6 separate regions of the Homo sapiens genome follow, and regions 1, 2, 3, 5 and 6 are each linked to region 4. The links are chromatin contacts, found by Hi-C or POLR2A ChIA-PET in ENCODE. All regions are on one chromosome and are shown on one strand. The core of a region is the stretch at or near the end of the contact, and the rest is flanking DNA. Distances in the headings are between cores, read along the strand shown.

The links. Hi-C counts contacts between places; a loop is a spot of excess contacts on that map. ChIA-PET counts read pairs that join two places held with the same protein, here RNA polymerase II (POLR2A). Pooled maps may share reads with other maps.
Region 1: a map of B cell shows a loop between it and region 4 (16-fold over the local background). The contact joins the promoter of AKAP9 here to the promoter of SRI in region 4. A Hi-C loop is called at or near these places in 2 of 168 maps with a recorded cell type or tissue (B cell and naive thymus-derived CD4-positive, alpha-beta T cell), 1 of 37 single-sample maps with no recorded cell type and 8 of 50 pooled maps. POLR2A ChIA-PET finds 5 or more read pairs at or near these places in 1 of 52 experiments (activated CD8-positive, alpha-beta memory T cell).
Region 2: a loop to region 4 is called in a map of naive thymus-derived CD4-positive, alpha-beta T cell, with 15 times the contacts of the local background. The contact joins the promoter of CYP51A1 here to the promoter of SRI in region 4. A Hi-C loop is called at or near these places in 1 of 168 maps with a recorded cell type or tissue (naive thymus-derived CD4-positive, alpha-beta T cell), 1 of 37 single-sample maps with no recorded cell type and 7 of 50 pooled maps. POLR2A ChIA-PET finds 5 or more read pairs at or near these places in 2 of 52 experiments (activated CD4-positive, alpha-beta T cell and activated CD4-positive, alpha-beta memory T cell).
Region 3: a map of naive thymus-derived CD4-positive, alpha-beta T cell shows a loop between it and region 4 (22-fold over the local background). The contact joins the promoter of PEX1 here to the promoter of SRI in region 4. A Hi-C loop is called at or near these places in 1 of 168 maps with a recorded cell type or tissue (naive thymus-derived CD4-positive, alpha-beta T cell), 2 of 37 single-sample maps with no recorded cell type and 11 of 50 pooled maps.
Region 5: a loop to region 4 is called in a map of chondrocyte, with 10 times the contacts of the local background. The contact joins the promoter of FZD1 here to the promoter of SRI in region 4. A Hi-C loop is called at or near these places in 1 of 168 maps with a recorded cell type or tissue (chondrocyte), 1 of 37 single-sample maps with no recorded cell type and 10 of 50 pooled maps.
Region 6: a loop to region 4 is called in a map of naive thymus-derived CD4-positive, alpha-beta T cell, with 25 times the contacts of the local background. The contact joins the promoter of KRIT1 here to the promoter of SRI in region 4. A Hi-C loop is called at or near these places in 1 of 168 maps with a recorded cell type or tissue (naive thymus-derived CD4-positive, alpha-beta T cell) and 9 of 50 pooled maps. POLR2A ChIA-PET finds 5 or more read pairs at or near these places in 1 of 52 experiments (A673).

Annotation. Positions count from the first base shown.
Region 1 is chr7:91,939,599-91,944,514 of GRCh38, reverse strand. AKAP9 (A-kinase anchoring protein 9) reads right to left here and starts at 3,653. Exons shown (of 50, transcript NM_005751.5): 1 at 3,368-3,653. The coding sequence starts at 3,415. It overlaps LOC124901698 (a long non-coding RNA gene), which reads left to right and starts at 3,664. Exons shown (of 2, transcript XR_007060431.1): 1 at 3,664-3,851; 2 at 3,951-4,665. RefSeq lists enhancers at 3,363-3,512, 3,551-4,112 and a silencer at 3,713-3,822.
Region 2 is chr7:92,132,694-92,137,674 of GRCh38, reverse strand. CYP51A1 (cytochrome P450 family 51 subfamily A member 1) reads left to right here and starts at 3,198. Exons shown (of 10, transcript NM_000786.4): 1 at 3,198-3,502. The coding sequence starts at 3,311. It overlaps CYP51A1-AS1 (CYP51A1 antisense RNA 1), which reads right to left and starts at 3,112. Exons shown (of 3, transcript NR_122110.1): 1 at 2,593-3,112. RefSeq lists silencers at 1-53, 33-233 and enhancers at 2,210-3,036, 2,573-3,232, 3,603-3,652, 3,813-3,862, 3,037-3,863.
Region 3 is chr7:92,526,784-92,531,681 of GRCh38, reverse strand. PEX1 (peroxisomal biogenesis factor 1) reads left to right here and starts at 3,162. Exons shown (of 24, transcript NM_000466.3): 1 at 3,162-3,375. The coding sequence starts at 3,247. It overlaps RBM48 (RNA binding motif protein 48), which reads right to left and starts at 2,887. Exons shown (of 5, transcript NM_032120.4): 1 at 2,758-2,887; 2 at 2,016-2,206. The coding sequence starts at 2,868. RefSeq lists enhancers at 2,584-2,963, 3,564-3,743 and a silencer at 3,104-3,333.
Region 4 is chr7:88,217,451-88,222,022 of GRCh38, reverse strand. SRI (sorcin) reads left to right here and starts at 1,985. Exons shown (of 8, transcript NM_003130.4): 1 at 1,985-2,047; 2 at 3,081-3,164. The coding sequence starts at 1,997. SRI-AS1 (SRI antisense RNA 1) reads right to left here. Exons shown (of 3, transcript NR_120517.1): 2 at 2,799-3,274. RefSeq lists silencers at 1,763-2,262, 2,910-2,999.
Region 5 is chr7:91,261,641-91,266,239 of GRCh38, reverse strand. It overlaps FZD1 (frizzled class receptor 1), which reads right to left and starts at 1,807. Exons shown (of 1, transcript NM_003505.2): 1 at 1-1,807. The coding sequence starts at 1,359. RefSeq lists silencers at 1,063-1,122, 1,213-1,722 and an enhancer at 1,843-2,022.
Region 6 is chr7:92,243,595-92,247,946 of GRCh38, reverse strand. It overlaps KRIT1 (KRIT1 ankyrin repeat containing), which reads left to right and starts at 2,033. Exons shown (of 19, transcript NM_194454.3): 1 at 2,033-2,157; 2 at 2,776-3,045; 3 at 3,798-3,945. It overlaps ANKIB1 (ankyrin repeat and IBR domain containing 1), which reads right to left and starts at 1,973. Exons shown (of 20, transcript NM_019004.2): 1 at 1,428-1,973. RefSeq lists a silencer at 1,538-1,927 and an enhancer at 1,858-2,152.

The sequences.
Region 1 (4,916 bases), core at 2,404-4,903, 3.7 Mb before region 4:
CTTGGGAGGCTGAGGCAGGAGAATCGCTTGAACCTGGGAGGTGGAGGCTGCAGTGAGCCAAGATCCTGCCACTGCACTCCAGCCTGGGAGACAGGCTGTCTCAAAAAAAAAAAAAATGGCATTTGAATATTCTTTTCTGGTCATAAAAGAGATACATTGTATCAAGAATTTGGAAAATACTAAAAGTATAAAGAAAATTAAAATTGCCTATAAGCCACCACCCAGAGATAGCCACGATTTACATCTTGGTGCTTTTTTTCAGGTGTCTTCATATTTAAATATGTACATATACCTTTTCCTGGTAACTTTTTTCTTTTTAACCTGGCATTATTTGTGGGCATTTTCCACACTCAAAAAGTCTTTGTAGAATTATTTTACATATCATAATTTATTAACCCATTATTACAGATTTGGGGTAGTATAAAACATTTTATACAGTATACTATATATTATACTGCATACATGACAAACTGTTTAAAAAGTGATCATTTATAAGGTTTAGATACAGAAAGGGAATTTTCCAATGGAACTGTTTATCAATAAATTACCCCCAAAAAGATTTGTAAGTTGTGGTTTGCAAAACTAGATTATCAAATACAATACTTAAGTCCAGTGAACAAATGAGACATTTGCAGAATGAAGTCTCAGATAAACTTTGGAAAATGATCATTTAAAGTTGTTTCTGATGCCAGCAATATGGATTTCACATTAAGAGAATTCTAGATTAATGTTATTAAATTACAACCGTGCTAGGAAAGTAACACTTATTAATGACTCATTAATCATTCTGTTCATTCATTAAGCAAATATGTATGAATAACTATTTGAAAGGCATTATATTATGGTGCATTAATATCAATAGTAAAGCTTTCTTAGTAATTCTATAAAATGACATAGTAGTATTTAAAACACTTTAACAAAACGTGGAAGAATATCCCCCAAATCCTACTGCAGCTCATCCCTCTTTGTACTTATCACCCAGAGTCTGTCTCTCCCACTAAACAGTGAGCAACTTGAGAGCAGACACTGTCACCACCTCTAGGTATAAAATAGGGATTCAATATACGTTTGCTGAATAAAATTATAATCCAGAGTTTTTCAGTTCTAATCTGAAAGCACACGTTTATACAAATGAAATAATGTACATACTATTTTTGATAATGCCCTTTTCACACTATTTTTCATATTCCTATCAGTCTTCATAATCTTAATGGCTTTAAAATATTCCATCATATTTATATAACTTAGAAAATGATTCCCTTCGTGTTGTCTTTAAAAGTTATTTCCAGGGGTTTTTTTTTGTTTGTTTGTTTTCTGAAACAGGATCTCATTCTGTTGCCCAGGCTGGAGTGCAGTAGCATGATGATAGCTCACTGCAGCCTCGAACTCCTGGGCTCAAGTGATCCTCCCACCTCAGACTCCTGAGTAGCTAGGACTACATACAGGCGCACACCACCATGCCCTGCTATTTTTTTTTTTTATTTAATTTTTTGTAGAGTCTCACTATGTTGCCCAGGTTGGTCTTGAACTCCTGGTGTCAAGCAATCCTCTCGCCCCAGGCTCCCAATGTCAGCATTTTTATATTGTATAGCTAATGTTGCAGCAAACACACCTTGCCTTACAAGTCTCATAGATTTATATCTTACTGGAAAAAGGGCTAAATTCTAAAAGAAGATAATCTTTTACAACAAAAATTCACCTTAAACAGGTTTTTACCCCATACATAGAATTCTGAAAGATAAAGAAACACACAAAGAAACTAGAATTGTATTTTGCCACATCAACTACAACTGCAAGCAATTTAAATAAATCCTCTATTATGAAATGTGTATGTCCAAAGTAAACCATGTTTTGTAGGACTGCTTCACATATATTCAGGAAAGACATTTCTGGGGGCAGGCAATAAAAATTGTGAGGTAACAGACAAGTAAGACATCTAATCAGATCTTCAATGCTTTTGGAGGGGCACACACTTCACCTCCACTACTTCCGTAGATGCATAGAGCTTGCTCAGCCCCTCAGATTGCACAAGTGTAGGCTTTGGACTTCTAAAGATACCCTGATTCCCCTTTCCCACCATTTATAGATTCGAAAGTAAAAATTTACCTGGCTATATACAAGCATTTAAACCTTGATCTTAAATAGAGGGAGCTTATAGGAAAGTCAACTATATTTTAGAAATATGAAGCTAGTTTTTATATATATATTCATTTAACAAACTTGTGTTGAGCTTCTATCACTGCATCTCTGCGGTATGGCCCTTCATTGATAATAAATCACTAACCTGGTTTCCTTTGTTTATGTGAGGAGAAGAGAAAGGAAGAGAGGAAAAACAGTTACCTGTAATACAATTTTTGTCCAAGTATGACTGCTAACAATTATCTCTAAAAATAATATAATCCATAAAAGAAGACTTCATTGAAGGGAGGAAGGGGGCTTTTGAGCCCAGACAAAATATATGCTCAAATATGTAATTTTTAAAAGAAATATGCTACGCAGCTTATATTCTGTATATGTTAAATTTCTCATGAAGCCCAATGAACGATGCCTGTGTATAATTGTGTATTGTATTGTTTGCTTTACAGGCTTTTCCATAACCGTTCACACACACACACACACACACACACACACAACCAGGATTCGCCAGAGAGATATATAACAACTAAATTATTTAAAGCAGGAATTCTATAGGTGTTGGCATATGGAACCTTTCGGTCCTCAGAAGTTCCATTCACAGACTGCATTAACATTCCATAGGACACAAAAGCGCATGCCATGACAAAGACCTTCAAGTACAAACATACAAAGACACGCTTCTAAAAACGCCCCTAAAGCCAAGTTCACAGCTGGCACTTGTGGCACACACAAGCCACTGCTGAGACAGCTGTCACAGGCCAATCACACACACCCAAGAGTGCCAGCGTGCTACCTAAGGAAGACAAGCTGATGATCAGCGCACAAATCCCCAACCCAATAAAGAAAAGCCCTAAATCCCCACCCTGGAAAGCACAATGCCTGCACCACCCAGAAAACTCCTTAAAAAAATGAAAGATCGGAGGTTTAGAAGCAACTAAACACTAGTTTACAGCAATACAGTAAAAGGGGAGTTTTATTTGGACATTCACGAGAAAGGAGCCACAATATTCAATCCTCGCGGAAGTATTATCAGCTAGCACAAGGCTTTGTCCCCCAACTGGAAAAAGGGGAAAGGAGGAGGGCGAGGAGAGATGCAGACCCTAAGACCCTGCAGCACCTCCCTCTCGGGCAGTGCACTGGGGCTGCGGCGAACTCCGCTTCCCAGGCCCCCTCCCACCCCGTGCTAGCCACCGCCTCCCACCGCAGGCCCGGTTGCCTCGGGCTCTCCTACCTTGGCTTTGCCGGCCTCCAGCTTCTTCTGTCTCTCCTCGTCCTCCATGGCCTCTGCAAGGAAGGCAGGGGAAAACAGGGGTTGAGGGGTGGTTGGGGATAGAAAGGAAAGGTCGATTTGGACGGAGGTGGGACGGCAAGCTCCACGGCCTAGAGAGCCGATTCGGTCCGGCGCTCCCCCGCCCGAAGTGGAAGCAGTCTCCGCGCTCACTGGCGGATCGTCCTCAGCCGCACGGGAAGCGCCGTCACCGCCGCCGCCGCCGCCATCTTCGTCTCCACGTAAACACACGGCGAGGCGGGAGGGGCTGGAACGTCTGTCCGCGCAGCCGCCTCGTGGGCAGGTGCTCCTGGGGTGCCGCCCCGGCCCAGCCCTCCGGGGTCAACCCTTGCCAGGCCTGGGACCTGCCTCCTACCAGCGAGGATCCCGCCGTAGAGAGCGCCCTTCCCGCACATCAACGGCTCACAGGTGGCGGCCGAGCTGAGGGGTAGGAGAGACGGAGTGTGCCAGAGGCTCCTGGCCTGACCCCCACCCTCCGTCCGAGGAATCCACTGCTATTAAAACATGAGTTTTTTTTTTCCTTCAGGTTACAAAACTAACACACCTAATGGTGAAATTGGCGAACACCTACAAGCTCCAACGGAAAAGTTCCGGTGGGGGGTGGTGGGGGGGCGGACGCCAGGTTTTCTACCTACATTAACTGCTTGACTCAAGAATTATGAGAGCAGCTAATTGCTCTTATTACTTCCTTAGCCTGAAAAGTCCCTCCCTCTTCCCTCCACTGGTTCCCACTCAATCTCCGGTTCATCCTTATAGTCCCATCGCACACGCTGCCTCCAAATGGCTTTTCTGACCTCTTGTTCCCTCCACGGCAACCGAGACACATCCAGTCAAAACTTAGTCCCCTCCCCCGACTCTTTGGGGCTTCCCTTTAACAGTAGTGTTCTGAAAGGAGCCTGAGCTTTAGAACCTCGGTTAGGGACAATGCCAGACTACACTAACTTTCTAGCGTTAATGACAAGTTACCTATCCTCCCTGAGCCTACCTGGAATTTTTGGAAGGGTTGTTAATATATGTGACTGCCCTGACATATTAAAACGTCCTGAATAATGTCAGCTTTATTTCTCCTTGGACTTCCTTTAAGTACCCTGCACCATATTTTAATAATTTGTGTGCGTCTTAGTTCAGCTCATACTCCCAGCTCCTTGATGACAGAGACTCATCATAAGTCTTGCTCATCTTGGCTTTACTAAAATGACCAGCACAGAGCTCTGCACTCAATAAACGCTTTTTGGATTGAATTGAGCAGTGTTTATAAATTTAACATTACTATCTTTCCTTGTTTCCCCGACATGTGCTCCCTCAGTCCTTTGTGTTCGTCTCCCTGCCCTCCAATGCTCACATCCATTCCTGGAGTGAACTACACATTTTAATGTCTCTGGTTGATTACTCAGATTTATCATGTTTCTCCGTTGCTTTGAGCTAGGTTGGACTGAAAAACTAGCAGTTGTGAACAAAAAATAGGCTAAAATGAGTTCAAGCGTAGAAGTGG
Region 2 (4,981 bases), core at 1,949-4,448, 3.9 Mb before region 4:
CACCCACCAAGTTATCCTTAAAAACTCTGCTCTCCAAATGCTCAGGGAGACTGATTTGAGTAATAAAACTCCAGTCTCCCACACAGCTGGCTCTGCGTGAATTACTTTATTGCAACTCCCCTGCCTTGATGAATTGGCTCTGTCTAGGCAGCAGGCAAGGTGAACCCCTTGGGTGGTTACATTAGGACTTAAAATAATAAATTATTAAGAACCCTAGAGAGTCATTTTTTTAAATGGATTATATCTATCAAAACTTACAGTATTACAAATTAAAATAAATGAAAATGTTTATTGAAAATAATTATTTACATAAATAATGTCATTTCATGAATATAGCTATATTTTCTTTTTTTTTTTTTTCGAGACGGTGTCTTGCTCTGTCACTCAGGCTGGAGTGCAGTGGCACAATCTCGGCTCACTGCAACCTCCACCTTGCGAGTTCAAGCGATTCTCCTGCCTCAGCCTCCTGAGTAGCTGGGATTACAGGCACGCGCCACCATGCCTGGCTAATTTTTGTATTTTTAGTAGAGATGGTGTTTCACCATGTTGGTCAGGCTGGTCTCAAACTCCTGAACTTGTGATCTACCCACCAGGGCCTCCCAAAGTGGTGGGATTACAGGAGTAAGCCACCGCACCCGGCCTATAGCTATATTTTCAAAAATAAAATATTAGTGAGAAGAATGGCATAGTTTTAGATTTTTGTAAATCTCTTTTACACCTGGCTTAATAGAAGACTGTTGGGTTCTTTTTTCTTTTTTAATTTTTTATTTCCATAGGGTTTTAAGAAATGTGGTATTTGGTTACATGAGTAAGTTCTTTAGTGGTGATTTGTGAGATTTTGGTGCAACCATCGCCGAGTAGTATACACTGAACCCAATTTGTAATCTTTTATCCCTCACCCCCTTCCACCCTTTCCCTGAGTCCCCATAGTCCATTGTGTCATTCTTATGCCTTTGCATCCTCATAGCTTAGCTCTCACTTAGGAGTGAGAACATATGATGTTTTGTTTTCCATTCCTGAGTTACTTCACTTAGAATAATAGTCTTCAATCCCATCCAGGTTGCTGAAAATGCCATTCATTCATTCCTTTTTGTGACCACGTAGCATTCCATTCCATATATAAATATATAAATATATATTTATATATATCACAGTTTCTTTCTTTTTTTTTTTTTTTTTTTTGAGACAGAGTTTTGCTCTTGTTGCCCAGGCTGGAGTACAGTGACGCAATCTCGGCTCACTGCAACCTTTGCCTCCCAGGTTCAAGTGATTCTCCTGCCTCAGCCTCCCGAGTAGCTGGGATTAAAGGCGTCTGCCACCACGTCCGGCTAATATTTTGTATTTTTAGTAGAGACGAGGTTTCATCATGTTGGTGAGGCTGGTCTCGAACTCTTGACCTCAGGTGATCCTCCCGCCTCGGCCTCCCAAAGTGCAGGGATTACAGGCGTGAGCCACCGCGACTGGACGGAAGAAACGGTGAAACTTTTAAGGTGGTAGAATTATAGGATCTGATGACTGATTAGATGAAGCATGGAGAGGGCAACAGTGTGCACAGTGATGCCTTTTCTTCACAGGCATTATAGGAGGGACAGGTTGGTAGGAGGAGGCAACGGGTTTAGTTTTGGATTTACTGACCGGGGATGAGTGTTAGCTCTCTAGGTAGAGGTGTTCCGCAGGCAACTGGTGTTGCGGGACAAATCATAGACGGGAGAGACCGAGCAGAGTTCAGGAGAGCCTTTATTATTAAGGTGATCACCGGCTCAGTCGGACTAGGGTCCAGAAAGTCTGAGCCCCGAACAAAGGGATCAATCACCTTTTAAGCAGTTTGTGTTGGGAGTTACGTGTTGCATGAAGTGTACTTGCAGAAGCAAGAACAAAGGCAGTAAATTACTCTTACATTTGTTACACCATATGTCTTACGTCCTTGGGAATACATGCTTTTGTAACACTTGCTAATCAGTTTTGTGACTTTACAGCAGCGCTAGGGAGGGAAGCAAGAACTCGCTGTGCCTCAAGGAATGTGAAACGATGGAACACAGATAAGCCTCTCCACGCATAGGGGAGAAATAAGCAGTTAATATACTCTTAACCCAGGCCTTGGGTAGGGGAGGTGCTATATTACATTCTACCTCAAAGGAAAAGAATATACTTCTTGATTAGTATACTTATAAAATTCATTAATTTCCCTTTCACTGGATATTCCTACTAATTCCCCCAGGGCCTTGCAGTTTTGTCTCATTCGCTGCTCTATCCCCTAGCTTAGCACAAAACCTAGTTCTTAACATTGATTAAATAAATGAATCCGGTCAGGTGCTCCCGTGGGTGATCTGGAAGGAGTTAAATTTGGTAGTCATGGGAGACGCTTCTGTGAAGCCATAGGAGCGAAGATTGATTGTGGCGGCAGGACTGAACTCAGCTTCTGAATCTTTCTAGCCGCTAAACCTACAGACTAAGTGGCGTCCTTGGGGAATGCTGCCTCAAACGGCTCGCGACGTCCTAAAACATGTACATTTATTTTGGAAAATCTGTTTTCGTAAAACCTAGCATACTTAATCACCAACATTTGTTAACTTCATGGTGGCATATTAATACCTGTCAGGTTGATTTTAGTTGGAGTGGGACGGGGCTGACCTCACCGTCCTACCCTTCGGTATGAGGCCGGCGTCTTCACGACCTCGCTTTTCACAACCCCAGTCCCCGAGGGCTTATTTGGGGCTGTCGGAGTCCCCAAGACGTGGCCCCGGAGAAGGGTGAGGTGCCACAGTTCGAGGTGCCCCAGTACCCTGCGTCCGGACAGGGGGCGGTGCTCACGCCCAAGGCCCCGCTGACGCGATGTAGGCCGAGATCACCTCAGGCGCTCGCGGTGCAATCACAGAGCGCGCCGTCGCCGCTCGAGCTCGCCCTGAGATCCCTCCGCTCAGCGCCTTCAACGCCGTGTCCCGGCACCCCGCACCCGGGCACACAAAAAACGGGTCGCCCGCGATTCTCAGGGATTGATCGCCTCTTCAGGTAAGTTATCTTCCGGCCCCGTACCACTGTGCCACAGGCGCAGCCCGCTTCCTCAGGTGCCCTATCCCGCGCAAGAAGACCACGGCTTCACAGAGTGTTATTTAAGGGGCGTGGCCAGCGGAACATCCCGCCCCATTCTGTGACGCACGGGGTGGCGCGCGTGGGACCCGAGGGGTGGGGCTGGGTTTAGTAGGAGACCTGGGGCAAGGCCCCCTGTGGACGACCATCTGCCAGCTTCTCTCGTTCCGTCGATTGGGAGGAGCGGTGGCGACCTCGGCCTTCAGTGTTTCCGACGGAGTGAATGGCGGCGGCGGCTGGGATGCTGCTGCTGGGCTTGCTGCAGGCGGGTGGGTCGGTGCTGGGCCAGGCGATGGAGAAGGTGACAGGCGGCAACCTCTTGTCCATGCTGCTGATCGCCTGCGCCTTCACCCTCAGCCTGGTCTACCTGATCCGTCTGGCCGCCGGCCACCTGGTCCAGCTGCCCGCAGGGGTGGTACGTACATTCTTTAGGGTCTGAGTGGGGCGCGCGCCGCAGCTGAGGCGGCCGAAGGGCTGGCGTGGGCGGCTCCGTGGCCCCGACCGGCTCAGTGGATGGCAAGGGCGGGGGCGACTGCGGCCATGCTTGGCGTGGCTTTGGTGGCAGGCGCGCTGGGGGCTGGAGTAGTGGCTGCGGCGGCGGCACTGCTGCTGGTGGCGCTGGCTGTAGCACCCGCCATTGCCTTGTGTTGGGGGGCGGTGCTGGCCTCCCCGGCTGTGTATCTGATCCTAGACGGGGTCGTGGTTGCGGCATTTGTGGTTGTAGCGGTCTGTACTGACCGCAGCAGTGGTGCCCCTAGTGGCGGTGGCTGGATTGGCGGCTGTGGGTTTGAACGACCCGGTGGTCGTTGGGGCCCTTGGTGGGGGTCCTGACGGAGATGCTGTTGGCAGCTGGCCCGTCATCCTGGAGGCTGCCCTGTGTGGTTCAGTGTTCTGTGGGCTGTAGCAGTGCCCCTAATGGTGGTTTATACCCATATTAAGGAGGATGTGTAGAGTGTGGTAATGGTAGTGACTGGAGTGTGGTAAGGGCCTTCCTCTGATGCTAATAATGTAACAGTTTCTCGGCCGGGAGCAGTGGCTCACGCCTGTAATCCCAGCACTTCGGGAGGCCGAAGCGGGCGGATCACCTGAGGTCAGGAGTTCCAGACCAGCCTGAACAACATGGAGAAACCCCATCTCTACTAAAATACAACAAAACAAAACAAAAATTAGCTGGATGTGGTGGCACACGCCTGTAGTCCCAGCTGCTTGGGAAGCTGAGGCCCGAGAATCACTTGAACCTAGGAGGCGGAGGTTGCAGTAAACCGAGATTGCGCCACTGGACTCCAGTCTGGGCGACAGAATGAGACTCCGTCTCAAAAAAAAAAAAAATCATTTTCTTCAATTTAACAGCCTTATTAACCTAGCTTTCAATCTCCCAAATGTTATTTGATTGTGCCTTTTACAGTCAGCAATAAGTAGCTTTTGAAAACTACCCTTTTACTGACAATGCAATGTACAAACTTTTGACCAAGTAGCTTTTAAAATAATTTTTGTTTGAACCATACCAGGCATAAGAAAGAGTTATTTATTTATTTATTTTTTTCCTACACATGGGATCTTTAAGGAAATGATATTTGTCTCTGGGAAGACAAAGTTACTTTTAGTGTTTAAAGATAGTTCTATTAGCTGAGGTGTACTGTGAGGTTGTGGTGCTCCTTTCTATTTGAGACCACCAGAGAATTGAGGAGTATTACCCTTTTTCATTATTTTGTTTGATTTTCAGGATACTTAATGTTGTAATCTGCAGGTCTCATTTTGTGGCATCTAAAGAAACTTTTATGAAGAATGCTAGAGTTCTTGCTAGAGCTGATCTACTCTCTTAAAAACTCTAAAATCAGTGGCTCTAGTTCACTTGCAGTGAGAGAAGCATGAGATTGATTGTTTACTGAGAAGT
Region 3 (4,898 bases), core at 1,913-4,412, 4.3 Mb before region 4:
GTCTTACTTCAGAGCCTACCAGACTACGTACTATAGAAAACAGAAAAGCTCTAGAAAATGTTTCCCTAACCATGGGAGCTGGCAGGTTGGTTAAGAAAGTGAAATTACATATAACAGCAGCCTGAGAAAACCACACAAGACCCAGTAAAATCAAGTGCTTTTGTGGTAGACTATGAGTTCTACTGATAGCACAAGAAAGAAAATATGAATTGTAATAGCCAGAGAAGGATGGGTCTCAGAGCAGATTAGTGAGGAGAACAGAGATCAATATAAAAATAGATAAGGCACTGCATACTTCAGCCTTTTTGGAGCAGAGGATTATGTCACATAGAAGGCTGGAAAAAACTGAGTCAGTTTGCAGAAAGGAGTAACAGTAGAAACCACAATAGCTAATGTTTACTGTATTCTGACCAGGATACACCTTTATATGGATTATCTCATTTCATCCTCATACAACCCCAAGAAGTAGATAGGTCCCTTTACCATACAGATTTTATGGAAGAGGAAAAACTTAAACAGGTTAAATAACTTGCCCAAGATCATGAAGCTAGTAAGCAGTGGAAATGGAAAACTTACTCCAAACCCAACTTTTTTTTTCTTTTGAGACAGAGTCTCACTCCATCACCCAGGATGGAGTGTAGTGGCCCATAAGACTCACTGCAACCTCCACCTCCTGGGCTCAACTGATTCTCCTACCTCGGCCTCCCAAGTAGCTGGAACTACAGGAATGCACCAACACACCCAGCTTGATTTTTGTATTTTTACAAAATACAAAATACTGGCCATGTTGGCCAGTCTGGTCTCGAACTCCTGGGCTCAAGCAATCTGCCTACCTTGGCCTTCCAAAGTGCTGGGATCAAATCCAACTTTTTCTTTTTTTTTTTTTGAGACAGTCTCACTCTTGCCCAGGCTGGAGTGCAATGGCATGATCTTGGCTCACTGCAACCTCCACTTTCTGGGTTCAAGTGATACTTGTGCCTCAGCCTCCCCAGGAGCTGGGATTAAAGGTTTGCACCAACACAGCCGGCTAATTTTTGTATTTAGTAGAGTGAGGGTTTCACCATGTTGGCCAGACTGGTCTTGAACTCCTGACCTCAGGTGATCCACCTACCTCGACCTCCCAAAGTGCTGGGATTACAGGTGTGAGCCACGTGCCTGGCGTCAAACCAGAATTTTTTTTTTTTTTTGAGACAGAGCCTTGCTCTGTCATCTAGGCTGGAGGGCAGTGGCATGATCTCTGCTCACTGCAATCTCCACCTCCCAGGTTCAAGCAATTCCCATGCCTCAGCCACCTGAGTAGCTGGGACTACAGGTCCGCACCACCACACCCGGCTAATTTTTGTATTTTTAGTAGAGGAGGGGTTTCCATCATGTTGGCCAGGCTTGTCTTGAACCCCTGACCTCAAGTGATCTGCCTGCCTCGGTCTCCCAAAGTGCTGGGATTACAGGCGTGAGTCACCACGCCCAGGCTTCAAACCCAAATTTTTTTTTTTTTTTTTTTTTTGAGGCAGAGCTTCCCTCTTGTTGCCCTGTCTGGAGTGCAATGGCGCAATCTCGGCTCACTGCAACCTCTGCCTCCCGGTTTCAAGCGATTCTCCTGCCTCAGCCTCCCGAGTAGCTGGGATTACAGGCCTGCGCCACTAGACCCAGCTAATTTTGTATTTTTAGTAGAGAGGGGGGTTTCACCATGTTGGCCAGGCTGGTCTCAAACTCCTGACCTCGTGATCCGCCCACCTCGGTCTCCCAGAGTGCTGGGATTGCAGGCGTGAGCCACCGTGCCTGGCCAAACCCAACTTCTACTCTACCAAGCTACAGGACATTAAATTGTTAAGCATGGGAATGATGTGATGGATACAGTGTTTCAGTAAAGTTAACTTTTAAAAAGGCTGGAGGAAGATATGCTAGATTACGTTTTGGGGTAATTCAGTTATGAATGAGGGAAACTTGGGGCCAAAATGACAGAAATATGAATGGAAGAAATGAGGAAATGAGTCATTTCTTAACTTGCACATTACCTTGCACTTTGTAAGTTCATAAATTTAATAAGATAAACTTCAGTAAAGTCTTCTGCTGGGTATTCATCTAGAGCATTGTACTGTTCAATTGCACCATATAAAGCGAATCGCTCAACTAATTCCTTCATGACTCCCACAGCAGGAACTCCTTGTATTAATAAGTACTGAGATTCCAAATTGATTGTATATACCTGAAAGAAATGCAGAGTTATTAAACGTATTTCGCAAATAAGCCTAGGACGAATCTGCCTCTATTTTTTTTTAAAGAGAACTTTGAAAACAAGAAATAATCTGTTCAACCCAGTCAGCAAAAGAACACAAAATGAAATTTCTGCCATTCCTTCTGCATAAAGAATAACAGTCCATGTGAGAGGCTACCTAAGGCATATAACAGACTACCTTCAGTCGACATTTTTTTCCAGAAATTGAGTCGGTAGAAGTCACTGGGAACAATCACTCAACGAATATTCACTGAGTGCTTACCTGTGCCAAGTAGTACTGTAAACACAGAAGATCCAATGACTAAAACCAAGGCCTATTCTCGTGGAGTTGATGTTCTAATACTTGACCAAAGGCGTCGTGAGAATCTTTGGTAACTGACCGAGGGTTCTTCACGCCAGCTCTAACGAGAGACAGATCTGACGGAAGCCTTGTCGTGCCTTTATTTCCGTAGGCTGGTCATATGGCGCTAGCACTCACATAAAGCTACCGAGGAGAGCGAATGAAACCAAAATCACTTTACCTTCACAGCACGAGGCCGTCGTCCCTCTCGATATTTGGCCCGTGTGTCGCATACCGCCCTCTGGACGTGGTGATCAAATAAACTCCCTAGCTCCCCGCCGCTCGACGCCATCTTGCCTACTTTGATCCTCGCAGGGAGGACAACATCCGCCCTACTGAGCTCCCTTTTATCCAATAAGAGAGCGGGATGAGTTAAGGAGTGCCAGGATTGGCTGGAGAATCGACAGCGTCGGCCATCGTTTCCTGCGTGCGAAGATTTGATGAACGAGGTGCCGCCCCCGAGCGGCTCGGCGGAGAGGCGCGGTGGGTGACAGAAGCTTTCTTGTCCCACCCACTACAGGCTTACGGCAGGATGCGCAGCGGGGAGAGGGGGCGGGGCCGCAGGGGGCGGGGCCGATCGATCTCCTCCGGCTCCGACGTCCTCGGCCTGCCGGGTCCCGGGTCCTTTGCGGCGCTAGGGTGGGCGAACCCAGAGCGACGCTCCGGGACGATGTGGGGCAGCGATCGCCTGGCGGGTGCTGGGGGAGGCGGGGCGGCAGTGACTGTGGCCTTCACCAACGCTCGCGACTGCTTCCTCCACCTGCCGCGGCGTCTCGTGGCCCAGCTGCATCTGCTGCAGGTAACCTGCCGGCCCCGAGCCACCTGATCTTCAGCCTGGGGTCGGACGAGGCCGAAGCCTCTCAGGGACGCGGCGGGACACCGGCTGCCACCCGGGCGCCGCCGAAGCGCGCAGAGATCAGGGTCCCTCGACGGCAGGGCCCTTCTGGGTAGTCTCTGGATCCCACAAGTCCAGTGCAGCCCTGGGCTCGTCTTATCCCAGGTCTTTTCACTTGGTGAAACTGAACCTAGAAACGTCCTAATATTCTACCACTGTTTTTATAAATATTCCTTATTCCAGGCTGGAAAAGCTCCTGAGAAGTGGTTTGTTTTTATTATTTTAAAAGGTGTTTTCCTTGCCAGCCATTTCCAGTTAACCTGCGCTGCTGCCGTCCGGGCCGCGAGAGCGGGACGCAGAGTTGTTGGCGGAGCCCCTGTCGGTTCCCGGGGACTAAGCACCGCGTCCCATGAGCGGGAAAGGTTAATACAATGATGGTTCTGCCCTGCGTCGCTGACGCGGAACACAGCTGTAGTGTGTTAGGAACACATAACGTAGTTAAGATCACTTGAAGCTCTGCGATCAGTCGCCCTTCTGGACGTTGTGGTTAGGATGTTTCACAGTTCTAACCACTGGTGGAGATACAGCGTCCATATTTTCATAATTAAAAATAGAGGCACATGGTCTCACGAGTTTGAGTGTACTTATGGGGGCAAAAGGACGGCGTATTTGAAATCCTCATAAATCCTGGATGCATGGTACCCACCAGTGGCTAATCTATGCAATGAATAGAGTTTGCAATAATTTCAAGCATCCCTTCTTTCCACTTGAGTTACTTCCCCATACCTAGGGGAAGATATTTTTGGTCCACTGAAAACATGAGTTCAGCAGAATCCTCCTATCATCGTCGTTATTATTTTTTACCACTAAGTAGACAATCTTTTGGTTTTTGATGGGCTTTATGGCTAGAGACAAATCAGTCACTGTCACCAAGTTCCAGGTAGAAGTTGGTTCAGTGCTCTGTCAGCTTCGATGGGATTTTTCAACATGTTTTCAAATCTGCACTTAATAGTAGGAATGCTTTCTTACAGTAACTCTAATTTGATCCTAAGATGTAGTTGTTACCTTACATTCATCACTGTTTAAGAATTTAGTGGTCTTGATCTTTGTTTTAAATTTTGAGCCTTCGGGAAGTACTTATAAGAATTAATTCATGCATATCTTTTTGAAATGTAAATGTCTTTAGCCCTGGAACAAATTGCTGTTTCTGTTCAGCCCATATTAGCAGAATAGGTCAACTTTACTTTCTAATTATCAATGTAATAAGTTTATTACTTTATAGATTCCATAAATCTATACATTTATTCCTCGATGAATTATATAAATTTATAGAATTTATGTTTTATAGAAAATTTGGAAAGCATGGAAAATTATTAACAAGAAAATAAGTTACCCATAATCCCAGAACTTAGAGGTGACTAATGTTGACAGTTTGGATCAAATCTTCCAGTTTTGTTTCTAATCTTTATTTTTAACATAAATGAGGT
Region 4 (4,572 bases), core at 736-3,235:
GATGAGTTCATGTCCTTTGTAGGGACATGGATGAAATTGGAAATCATCATTCTCAGTAAACTATCGCAAGACCAAAAAACCAAACACCGCATATTCTCACTCATAGGTGGGAACTGAACGATGAGATCACATGGACACAGGAAGGGGAATATCACACTCTAGGGACTGTGGTGGGGTGGGGGGAGGGGAGAGGGATAGCATTGGGAGATATACCTAATGCTAGATGACGAGTTAGTGGGTGCAGCGCACCAGCATGGCACATGTATACATATGTAACCAACCTGCACAATGTTCACATGTACCCTAAAACTTAAAGTGTAATTAAAAAAAAAATTCAATTCTTTAGCAGTAAAGCAGTGGGAAGATGTCTAAGGACAACTGATATGCCAATTCGTATAGCCGTTTATCCACGAAGCTAATTCTGCAGTACTTAAAAATATTTTATATGCTTTATACTTCTTTCAAACTTGAGTCTTGAGCTTGTACTCAACATCGAGTTCGGCCCTGACATCTACTCTTTATAGTCGGTTACCTCTTTCTGAAGAAACAGGCTTCCAAAGAGAGACCAGGGGACTCATTAGATGTCTCATCTACCTTGATGATTGCTACCTTGATGATTGAAAACAGTAACCTGCTTCCTGAATCAAACACAAAACAGGCAACATGCAGTGTCTTTGCTATGCCACAACAGGGACTATTAGAATTTTTCTCACAATTCGGACTTTGGTTTTCAAAAGGGCTTGCGAGGGAAGTTACACACAAGAGAAAAACAATGAACCGAATGAGGACAATAGCCCACGAATTTAGAATGGAGGAAGCCCGTCCACCACAGCGAAAAAGCACAGTACCACATTGGCGGGTGCTCCAATATTTGTGAAATGTTGATGACCCTTTAAATGTTTCTGTGCAACCTCCACAACAAATACTGTGAATCTTGCTTATTAATGCGTTTCTCAATACGTTAAAATTCAGGAAATCATTAAGTCTAGTCCTTAACAGTGAAGGGCAAGCAATTTTCTGTCATTGAAATTACACAAAACAAAACAAAAAGCTCACGCCTGAATTGCTTCGGACTATTCAACTGGAAGATAGAAAAATATATGAAGTAAAGAAGAATAACCTACATAGAAGTTCCTATCTCTTATCTTCCTGAATACTTACCAGTACACTATTAGTTTGTTCTAAACTTTTCTTATATAAAAAGTAGCTGAATACTTTTAGGGAAATGGATTGTTTTGTCTGAATCATCCAGATAATTCAAACAATTCATTTTCCTAAGAACGATATGTGTGAGTCTGTCCTGCCCGGAAAATGCCCTCTGTCCTACTCAGGACACAAGTCACGCTCAGCTTAAACAGGCAAGGAATTGTCCCCTAGGAAGGAAATACGCCGTTGTCGTTCAGTGAACTCTGCAACCAACAGCAAGCCAAACTCTCCCTTGCACACAGTTCGTCAAGTTAATTCTTATTTTCCAAGGGCGCTTTCGTATTTCCATCTTTCAAAGACTCCTTCACCCACTGGCACCTAAGGCTTGCCCTAACGCATCCAGCCCCTGCCTCGCGATGGTGCGCTCCGCTTATAATAGCTCCGTCCTGTCCAATAAAGTTGTTTAAAATAAGAAATGTGCCAGATAATAGCCAAGTCCGAAGGAAAAAAAAAAAAAAAGAATTCCTGGGGTGGTGTATTGGTGTTGGAATGTGCCATTAGTTTTGGAGGGAGGAAAGTCCCTGGTGTGAATTGCCTCGCAGGTCGTAGGCCGCCACTGGACCTTCAGTCGTGCACTGCATTAGCGCCGTAATGGCAAAGATACGAAGAAGCGCGCAGGCAGGGGAGCCACGGCCGCGCGCACAGGCAAGAGCTGGAGACGACTGCGGAGCGCGTCCCCCACGCCCGCGTGGTGCGCTCTGGGGCGGCCCCCTAGCGGCAGGGCGGGGCGGGGCAGGGGGCGGAGAGGCCTGGCGCACAGGGCGAGGGCGGCTGCGGCGCAGTCTGCAGCATGGCGTACCCGGGGCATCCTGGCGCCGGCGGCGGGTACTACCCAGGCGGGGTAAGTGCTGACTGCGCGGGATCGCGGCCCAGGCGGCTCCGGGGCGCTAAGAGGCCACCTTGGAGATGCTGCGGCCAGCGGGGTGAGGCGCTGCTGGGCGGCTACCCGGGCTCCTTCCGCCCTCGGCTTCTCCCTGCGCTCGCGGCCTCGCCCTAGGCCCCTGGGGTTCGGCCTCTCCCCACGTTTCCCCGTCCCTTCTCCTGGATGGCCCTGCGGGGCCAAGGTGAGGGTGGATTGGGACCCTAGAAGCCCACCCTGCGGCTTCTCGGATACGCGGCGTGAAATCGTGTTAATTGGGTGTTGGCTGACCCCCACCCCACCCCACCCCCGCCTTCTTGGTTGCCTCCCAGAGCAACAACAGTCATTTTATTCTAGAATGATATACCTTCCTCCCTTTAAAAAACAAACAAACAAACAAACAAACAAACAAACAAAAAACGAGTGAGAAGGGGGACGGAAAAAAAGGGAAAACCTGCTGAAGTAAAAGACCTGTAGGAAGGCAGCCTCGCCGGGCGTCTGGGATGCGCGTTGTCTTGGGAACTGTTTCCGAGACAGGCAATGTTCCCTCGCCACCCACGAGATACAGCCCGGCCGGACACCTTACTCTTCCCTAGGCTACACCCGTCTCAGAATGTTACCAACTCCAGCCTTCCATCGTTCATAAAACGCTCTTAAAATACCATAAATGCTGTAACAACAAAAGGAGAATTTGAAGCCCTGCCATTCGTTGGCTTACCTAGTTTGCACTCACCTCAGTAACCTTCAGGTTAATAGGGATTTTAAAAGTTGCTTTACATATGTAGACATCACTTTCACAGCAACTCTTTATGGTCTAAGTCGCCAGTTTTTAAATTACGGGGTGTGAATGGAAGAGAGGGGTGGAGTGTTGGCAGAGTGTGCCCGGTGGTGGGGAGGTGAGCCTTGTGAAGGGCGGGCAGGCGGGCAGTTGTCTGGCCTTGCACAAAAGCCCTCAGTGGTGAAAGAAGAAAACTTGATTCGGCAGAATGACGTGTATGTGTTTCCTGTTTCACAGTATGGAGGGGCTCCCGGAGGGCCTGCGTTTCCCGGACAAACTCAGGATCCGCTGTATGGTTACTTTGCTGCTGTAGCTGGACAGGTTAGCTTTTCCCTTTAATATTAAAGAGCCGTTATTGTCTGCATTTGTGGTAGCTTTTGATATAGTGACACAGAAAAGCGAACTTCCTGTGGTACTGAGTCCCTTTGCTTCTGCAAAAGAAAAAAAAAGTTGTTTCTTATTTTAGTTTTTTATTTCTGAATGTTCAGAATAAATGAGGACAAAGTGTTACTCGTATTTATGTGAGTTCAGTTCGAAAGCAAACTTGTGGTTGAATTAAAGGGTCCAGGATGGTTTCAAGCGAAAAAATTCAAGATCTGGTAAATATAAACGCTTGTTTGTACAACTTAAAGACATATATTAGTAATTACATAGCTCGATTCTAATGGGCACTTTCTTTGGGTTGAACTTGATTGCTAATCATTCACCCCCTTAGGAAATATGGTAAAAACCCACCAGCTTCTAAATAAGGAAGTTACTGTTCCCTTCTTAGTATCAGAAAGTTAATCTTGTGAACAGTGTAGTTTCTCTTTGATGCAGATGCTGTTACTAGGTCAGCCCCTCCATGTCCTTATTAGGTGTTCTGGCCTGTTGACCCAGAGAAGCAATTAAGGTCAGCTCCCCAAGACCTTTCACTTGTCTGCATTCTGAGTTGTATGACAGGTGCTATCTTACATTGACAGGTGCTATCTTACATTGAGAGAGGACACTTCCCTAGTTCATGAGGTCACTGTGTGCAGTAAATATACTGTTGGTATAACCCAGACACGTCCAGAGGAGATGTTTGTTCTTATGAATTCAACCTAGTTTTGTTTTGACCAAAAGCTAGAAATAGCAAAATCTTAATGTGAAAACTGTAGAATATTATGGGATAAAAAACCTAAGACCACTTTTAAGGTAGTACTCTAAGAAATACAGCTTAAGAAATTGAATGGAAAATATAGTCTAAAACTGGAAGACCTTCCCCTTAAGTATCTACTTAAACTGTTAATGATCTGTATCTTTGAAACCACAAGGCATGGCAAACCTCAAGACTAGCATTCTTAGATTGCCAGTGCCTCCAGCATGTAAGTGACTCCACCTGCTTAGCTTTCAGCAGCCCTGGCCTGTATTCAGCATACCCATTGTCTTTCAAATTGCTGATCTTGCTCCTCATTTATAACTTATAATACCCAGTGACTTGAAGATTTAGGTATTTTATTTTAAAGTCCCTAAAAATCACATATATCTAGTTCTTTCCCAGTTCAGCCAGTGAATGGGCACTGGGAACCTAATGTGAATCTTCCAGATGTATTTGTGCTCTGAAAAAAATGATTCACTATATCATAAGAAAAAGTGACCAAGGAGGCCTTTTTCTGTTTGAACCAAGCCTTCTATTTATTGATGTCTGCTTTGTACCTTGCTCTCTCCACCCCCATCAAAAAAAAATATTTTAAAATGTTTAGCTGTA
Region 5 (4,599 bases), core at 558-3,057, 3.0 Mb before region 4:
AGCCCAGGCGGCCAGGTGAAAATACTGTGAGTTGGCTTCGATGGCCTCGTGGCCCCACTTCATGCCAGCCGCCAGGAACCAGGTGAGCGACAGGATCACCCACCAGATGGAGCTGGCCATGCTGAAGAAGTAGAGCATCATGAAGAGGATGGTGCAGCCCTCCTTCTTGGTGCCCTGCGCCACAGTGCGTGCCCCGTCCTCGGCGAACTTGTCATTACACACCACTCGGTCTTCCAGGAGGAAGCCGGCGATGTAGGCCACGGCCACGGCCGTGTAACAGCCGGACAAGAAGATGATGGGCCGCTCCGGGTAGCTGAAGCGCCGCATGTCCACCAGGTACGTAAGCACCGTGAAGAGCGTGGAGGCGCAGCACAGCACTGACCAAATGCCAATCCAGGTGCGCGAGAAGCGCAGCTCCTCGGGCCCGAAGTACATGAGCCCATACACCTTGGTCGGCTCACAAGGTGCGCCGCAGTCCTTCTCCCCCAGGAAGTGGTAGTTGAGGTAGGAGGGCACCTTGAGGGCGCGCGGGCAGGAGAACTTGCCTCGCTCCGACGCGCCGGCGCCCCCCGGGAAGCCGCCACGGTGCCCTCCGCCGCCGTGCTGAGGGTTGCTGGTCCAGAACTCTGGAAGCAGCGAGGGCGTCGGGGTGCCCTTGTCGGACGTGTTCTGGCCCACGCACAGCTCGCCGGCGCCGTGCACCGGGAACTTCTCACACTTGAGCGTGTCTGGCCACTGGAAGCCGAACTTGTTCATGAGCGCCTCGCAGCCCTGGCGCGCGCGCTCGCACAGGGAGCGGCAGGGCGGCAGCGCCTGCTCTAGCACGGTGCACACGGGCGCGTACATGGAGCACAGGAAGAACTTGAGCTCAGCGGAACACTGCACTTTCACTAGAGGGTAGAACTGGTGCACCTCCAGGCCCGCGTCCTCCTGGTTCGTGTGGCCCAGCAGGTTGGGCATGATGGTCTGGTTGTACGCGATGTCCGTGCACAGCGGGATGGAGATGGGCTGGCAATAGCCGTGGTCCGGGACGGAGATGCCCCGCTCGCCGTTGTACTGCTGCCCGCTCTGTTGCTGCTGAGGCGGCGGCGGCGGTTGCTGCCCCGGCCCGGGCCCCTGGCCTGGCCCCTGGCCCGCCGCCTGGGCCCGGACCCCCAGCAGCAGCGGAGCCTCCAGCAGCCAAAGCAGCAGCAGCAGCTGGCGCGCCAATCGCCGGGGGTCAACTGGCGGGCGGCGGCGGCCACCGGCGTCCCCGCTGCCCTCCTCCGCCAGCCGGGCCGAGAGCGCCCCGGCACAAAGTTCCCAGCTCGCGCCACCGCCGGCGGCCCGGGACTTCTTAGGCGCCTCCTCCTCAGCCATACTTTCTCGGCTCCTCTCTTGGCGCCGCTCCGCTGGGGCTGCCAGGGGCACGGCCGGCGGCGGCTCCCCCTGCGGCCAGGGAGACCTCTGCGCGGGTGCCCTCCGTCGAGCCCAAGCCGCTTTCGGCCCGCTCCCCCGGCTCCTGTTCTGCGTACCGCAGCCGCCGCCGCCGCGGAAACTTGCGATTCATGAAGCGCGGGCGGCGGGGAGAACCCGGGTGGCTAGGGCGCGCCGGGGTCGTGTCCCGCCTTCCTGGCCCTCGGCTCGCTGGCTCCCGGCTGGCGGCGCCGCGCTAGTGGCCGCGGCCCCGTAGAGAGCGCAACTCTCCGCAGCCCAGCGGGCTCGGCTCCCCCCTGCGCCTCCGCCTCCTTCTCCGCCGCCGCCGCCTGACCATTTGTGTCAATCCCTCAACTCGCTCCCTCTCCTCTGCCTCGCGCGCCCTCGGACCGGTTTCCAGGCGCCCCGTAGTCTGTCTTTCACCAGGAGGGAGGAGCCTTGAAACCGACGCAGAACTGGAGGCTCAGGGACCGTCGCCCAATCGCGGCTCCGGCTTCCCGGCGCAAAGGGAGCCGGCCGCCTCCTCGCCAGAGCGAAAGCCAGCGGCAGGAGGGCGGGGTAGGAGGAGGCGGGAGGAGGAGGAAGTAGTGGTGGTGGCACTACTCAGGCACAAAGAGTAGGATTGCTCTGAAGCGGGACAGGCTTGGTTGCTTTTGCTTTTTCAGAAGAAAAAGGCGAGGATACGTAGGAGAATGGTCCCATATGCTGCTGGAGATAATGAATAGGAGTCAGAGGACCGCGGGACTTCGCTTTTCTTTTATTTTATCCATTATCATGTTTAAAAATCCTGCTCTTAACGCTGGTTACCAACAGCAAACCGGGTTCTGCTTCCAGAACAGATGCCTTTGACTTAAGGAGCGCACGGTTTCCTTTGAGTTTGTGTCTGTCGAGGTTTTGTTTAACATATTACATTAATAAATCCTCCAGTTCGCAGGCTGGGCTTGGCGGGCTTTGGTCGCGCCATTTCCCCAGAGGAGACGTTCACGGGATCGCTGTCAAATGAAACAAAACACAAACTTTGATGGAATTTGGAAAGTAAAGCCAGATGCGCCTTCTGCTACTATCATTCTTCTTGGAGTCAAACTCCTTTTTTTCCGCCTCTTTAATCAAGTCAGAAACAGAAGCAAAAGAAAACTATCCATTAAATTTTTGGAGAGAAAAACTTAAGAACCCGACGACCGAGGCAGTGGGGGCGCCTCTCTGGGATCGTCCTCGCCGCTCCAGACCGCAGAGGTGGCGCCGGCGGGAGCTGCACTCGCCGGCAGCTTGGGCCCCTGGGGAGCCTTTCTAAACCCTGGGGACGCCCACGGCTCCGATGGGAACTCCTGGGACCTGGGCCATTTAGGTTCCACAGGCTGGGCTGCAGAGCTGGAGACGCCAGTTTAATAAACAAAACAAACAAACAGTCTGAAAGCAAACAGCGAACTGCACATTCTCTTCCTAATTCCAAAACAGCATAATCCGTCTCAACAGACGCACATTAATGTTGTTTTCCTTGTAAGATTATTTTAAATGATGGTTTGACTATGTAATTCAGTTTTATAAGAAAAGTGCCATTGGACTATTAATTCTTCCATTTTTTTTTTTTTTTTGCCTGTGATCAGACTCTATCTCAGCGTACTTTTCACCAATTACTTTCTATCATTCATTTACACATTCATTTGTTTAATAGATACCAACCACCCATTGTGCTATAAGCACTCTTAGGTCGTAGAGTATAAAATGAAGGAGACCTGTGCCAGCCTTAGAGAGGGGCATAGTACAGTGAGGCACAGAAATGCAAATCACTTGTTACAGTGTCCATCCCAAAGCCAAAAAGGCACATAGAAAGCAACCAGCTCAGATGAAATGGGGTTCTGACGGAGAGGTAGGTGCAAGGTGCAAAAGATTAAAGCTCAAATTCACTTGAATTGCTGAAGGGGGCCAGAGAGGTGAGTGTAGCTGAGGCACTTTGAGGGGAGGCAGGAGAAAAGGTTTTAATCCAGACTAAAACGTTTGGGCCAAATTATACAGAAAATAGAAAACTATTGAAGGTCACTTTCCCCACATAAGCAGGGAGTGATTCCAGGGTGACTGAAAGAGGGCACCTGAGGCAGGCTGTCATTAGGAAGCTTTAACATTCATCTACACATAAAGGTTACTACTTAGATGGGTGTTACTTGTACTACATGCTAACAAGTCTCTGAGAATTTCACTACCCAGCATGTTGGTGTCTATAAAGAAGGTGCAGTCATATCTTTACCTGCTAAAGCAAAATGACATCTGTTTGTCTCAGATACATATGTTATTGTTTTTCAAATGTTTATATAAGCAGTACCTTCATAAAATGCATTTTTGCTTTAAAGTATTTGATTGCTAGCATTTTTTTAAAGCAACAGGTACTAAATGCACAATTATGTGAGCATGTGTACGTGTGTTGACTGTAATTTATGACACATTTTGATATTGAAAAGGAGGTTGGGAAGCACAGCTCTCTGAAGTCCTTTGAACCGTTCAATAAGTGTTCATTTTCACTCTAGCATCCTGGCCCCCAGGCTCCCAGGGACACTTTTTCTCTAGCCTTTCCACTCTGATGCTCATTCCTCTGCTGATAGTATCCCATGTTTAGGAACTTTATCAAGCCATCTCTCTCCTATCACTCCTGTCTTGGAAAGATTTAACCTGTCCTGTGTTCTATTCTCTCAAGTCATTCGAGCTGACTAGGCTGAGTGAAAAGTGAATTTATTCTGATGTGTTAATTACCAAGAAGCATCACGTGTTAAACATCCATCCATCCCTACCATCACTCCAAATCCTTCTCCTTCTCCCCTAAGGGGTTGGGGCACAGAGATATGGCAGAGCACTCAGTTCTGTTTCTCAGAGTAGAAGACACTCTCTTGCTTCAAAAGTTGTTCTACTGAAATTCTTGAACTTGTTTTATGTTTCACCTGACAGTGAAGTTTACTACGAGGAGGCTCAGAAGTACAGCTAGAGTTAGAGAGAGAGAGAGAAAAAATGTCATTCTTACCAGATTATGAAACTGGAAGCAACCAAAAATGTCATCGAGAAATGAGTTAATTTTCTGCAATCTACAATTAAGAATATTGGATCCAGAAATATTAAGGGATGTGCCTCACTTTAAATGGCCCTATTTGGCTTGAATTTCATTAGAAGCTTATTTTAATCCTTGTATGTTATTTTAAG
Region 6 (4,352 bases), core at 784-3,283, 4.0 Mb before region 4:
AGTGAGAAGTTACAAATCAGATAATAGCCCAAAATCAACTGCTGAAAGGAGGTTGGGGGGAAAAGTCATTAAACACATCCATCTTTCTTAATGAAATGACAATGTTTTTCAGCAACACAAAACACCAAAGCTACCAGTCTACACTACACAGTAGTTTGCAGAATGACAACCTGCAGTACACAGTAAAATTATTCTTAAATTATCGTTTGCTTCCTATGGTGCTCTGAAAAGTAGCAAATGCATAAAGTCATATAAGAGCTATTGTCCAATCACTGACAGCATTAAAATTATTTTTAAATCTAATTTCTGGAAAGTTCTGCAGGAGCAGTTTGAAAAGCAAATCAAATTCTAATGAGAAAAAACGCCTAGTTCAAAAATCTGAAAATATACTTTGAAGACATTCACAGTTTAAGCAGCAGGAGGGTCATAGGCACCAAGGTGTGTAACATCTGTGAGTGGCTGATACAAAAAAAGATTTCTCTGGAATTAATGATTGAAAATAATTATCAAATACAATCTAATATGATCTTTAAACGTCTGTCTCAAAAGCAACAAAGCAAAAGCTTGTAACAAAGCAAAACCTTCCAATACACAGATTTTTACACCTTACACATACCCACATACTTCACAAATTAAGAACTAGATGAAAATTAGAACACTAAAATTTAAAGGTATCTAAAATACACTATTTGAAACAGCAGACTCTTATCTTTACATTTATCTGTCAGATCTACCAGTAAAGCTCTTCTGAAATGGTCATTCCAATACAAGATTGTTCGATATGCCATTCCGTGTGAATAGAGCTTGGGAGACTAATTCTCAAAATCTCCTCAGGAGATGCTTTATTACAGCTCTAGTTTCAATTTCCTGCGACTCAAACAGCTACGTACAGAAAAACAGCTCATACATACGGAGAAGAATAAGAATACAGGGGAGCGCTCCATTCTTTTGTTTTGGTGGCAGAAGCTGCAAAAATAAAGGTTCACTGGAGCCATCTGCACCTATCCCCACCCATCACAGCCCTGCAGAGCACTTTTACCCATCCGCTTCTCAAGACTCTCTCTAGCCCCCGAGGTCGGCAGAACCCGTGGCTTTCCACGTCTCAAAGGATGGGGGTGGGGGGGAGGCTGCGAGGAAGGACACAGATCCTTTGAGGACAGAGGGACAAGGAGATGCATCCAGATGGGGAGGATGGGACGCGTCACGGAGACCCGGAGGCTTGCAAATTCGCTGGGAGAAAAGCCCTGTAGGGCAGAGAATGCTGCCTGTTCAGGGATGGGGACAGACAGAACAACAATGCTCCAAAACAGGCGACAGACACACTCCTAGTAGATCCGGGAGGGTGTGAAGTAGGTAGCTCTGAACTCGGAGCCACAAATGGGTAGAGGCAGCCTCAAACACATCTGTACCGCGAAGCTGAGACTTACGGTTACTTCTCTCGCTGAGGGTAAGGGTCGGTGGACCCAGCAACTCCGCAGTTCCGCCTCCGCCGCCCCTGCCTCTACAGCCGAGCTGGTGACCTCAGGTACCCAGCCCGCCCCACCCACCCGGACGGTTGCCCCTTCCTCGCCGGCCCGGGTGCACCCGCCAGGCGGAGGCTGATGTGGCCGAGGGTGCGCACTGGCGGCCCGCGGGAAGCGCTGCGTGAGCCGAAGGCGCCCGCGGCGAGGCTCAGACTGGGTGGGCGCCCCCCATCCCTCTCCGGCCGCTGCGCCGCCTCACTCGGGGGAGGGGAAGAGGGGGCGGTGGCTCTTGCCTCCGCCTCGCGGTCAAGCCCGGCTCATGTTCCAGCCTTGCGCGCTCGCAGCCCCGGCCGCCCTCTTCCCCTCCCCCGCCTCCGGCTCCGGCTCCGGCTCAGCCGCTGGCACCCCCACCGCCACCACCCTAGTCTCCTAGTCGCCTGCCACCAGCCCCTGAGAGACTGCAGGTCCAGTGAAAAGGAGCAGGAACGGCAGCAGCCCGGCCGCCGACCCGGAAGCTCTTTCACCGCCAACCGCGAGGCTGCAAAGGGTGTGAACCCGGAAGCGATTTCATAGCCACGGTAACGGCGGGGTGGAAAGCTAAGGCCTTTGAAGACCTGGGACCCCGTAGTTTCGGGAGAGGGTGAGGGGTGAATGGTGCTGAGGTGCGAGGAGAGGGAAGGACAGTAAAGAGCAGGTGGGCAGGAGGGTCTCCGACTCCAGAGACCTGAGCTTTTGGGGCGCGGGTGGGAGCGCGGGGGAACCCTCAAGACGGCTTTCTTTTGGCGACTGAGGGTTTTTCTGCCACAGGAAGCTGGGCCGGGCTGCTGTGCCTGGGAGGAGGGAAGGAGGAATGAGAAAGCGGTGACGGTCCCTGCCCCCCCTCGCCAGGTGACTGTCCCACCCATTTAGTTGAATGTAGCGGCCAGAGAGGCACTCGCGGCAGCCCGTACGGGTGGGACCTCTCGGTGTCCTTCGGGAAACAGGAGGAGCAAGTTCGACTCCAGCGAGGGAAAACGGAGGTGGGAGACTGAACCATCTCCACATCTAGTTGCCCCAGGCAAGGAGTTTATTTTTCACATGTAGTTACAGAGAAACCATAGCCACTTTTTGGGTGGAAACTCTTTGAGCAAAGAGGCTTACGTTTTTCCCCAGTAGTGGACGTTGACGGGTGGTGGCGCAGGAAAAAACCTCCCAGGCAGAGTGATTACGTATTTTTGTCATTGCAGGGAAAGGGATTCACAGCTTGTCATTCTAACTCACTTCTCCCCCTGTAACTCACTTCTCGCCTCTACACTTTTCTCCACCTTTTAAGGTTTTTGGCTTTCATCGCTTTTTCTACATGTTTTTAGCCTCACCAGAAGTCTTTCATCTCGGTGGTCCAACTCAGGATCTCAGCCTCATTATTTTCTTACCCTTCTGGAGTGCATATGTGCCTTTACAGTTTCTGTTTGCAAACGCTGTCTAGCATACTAAGAGGATGTTAGCAAACCTGTTCCATGGACACTAAATGGCAGTTGTACATCTCCCCTCATCAGTCATAGTGACAACCAGAAATGCCCTCCATATTTTCCAGTGATCCCAGGTAGGTGCCACCCCCCTAATTAAGGACCACTTCCACTGCTTTATTTATAAGATCTTATTACTTAGGGAGCATATTATCATTTGTGCCTAACATTTTCCAGAATGGAGTGAGCCATATAACAAAATGCCACGTTTCCTGTACTTATTCACTTGAACCCTCATCTCAGACTCAGTCTAAACATATTGCAAACTCTAGTTATACCTTTCTTGTATTTTAGTTCAAGCTACTCATTTTCTATCAGTTTGTCTGTGTTTCTCCCTTAGCAGTTTTACCTTCCTATGTTAGTTACTTTTGTTATTTTCCTGTTAAGCCTTTGTTTCCTTCTTTCATGTCACTGGAAGAATGTAGATTTTAAGTAGTCAAGTACGAATAGTTCTTGAAAATGAATTTTAAGAATATTTTGGGGATATGGTAAAAAAGTATTTGGTTTAAGAAAACAAAATACTGTTACTGTCATAGTTATGTCTTTTTAAAATCACATTTGTTTACCTTTTAAAAGTTCAGGCTTCTGTGCAGTATTAATTAAATATTCTAGAGAAGTGATGAGTATTGACAAAGTACTTTGCTAGTAAATGTTTTCTTAACATGAGTTGACCAAGACAGGAATTGATTTGCTTTAAATTGTCTTTAGAAAAGTAAGAGTTACTTGATTTTTCTTTTAGGTCCTTAATAGATAAAATGGTTTCTGTAATTGTGCCCATATATCATACAGTGTATTCACAATACAATGTCTTTCTTTTTGGGGCTTGCAGTCTTCAATGCGTCTGTCTCATAATTTGTAAACGTTTATTATCTTGAAGTCATTGTTAATCTGTGGTGAAAAGTAATTGCTAAATAGAAATTCTGAGAAGAAAAAGGCCTCATCCTTTTCACATGATGTAGGAAGGTCTGTTGCATGAGGTGGGTTTTAAGAATGATTTTATACAAAAAATTGAACTGAAAAAAATTTCATGAAGTATATAATGATAAAGAATGATAACGTCCTCAAAACCTTTCACACAATGAAATGTCTCTATCCTAATGTGTCACTGTATTTTTTTCTAGTGAAATATCTGTAGGGTTTTTTTGGATCTAAATCAATGGAAAGTTTTAGAATTTAAAATAAATTTGAAAAGTATTTAAATTATTTTATTTAAAATTTTTGTACAATAATTTTAATGGTTGTTTTAATCTTAGGCTAAAGTTTATGTAAAATGCCAAAAGCTACTGTATTTTAAAAGAATTTCTTCTTAGGGTAATTTTACAATCATAAGGCACTTTTTAATTATTATTTAGGGAAGTGAATTAAAAGTTACAGAGTGACATTT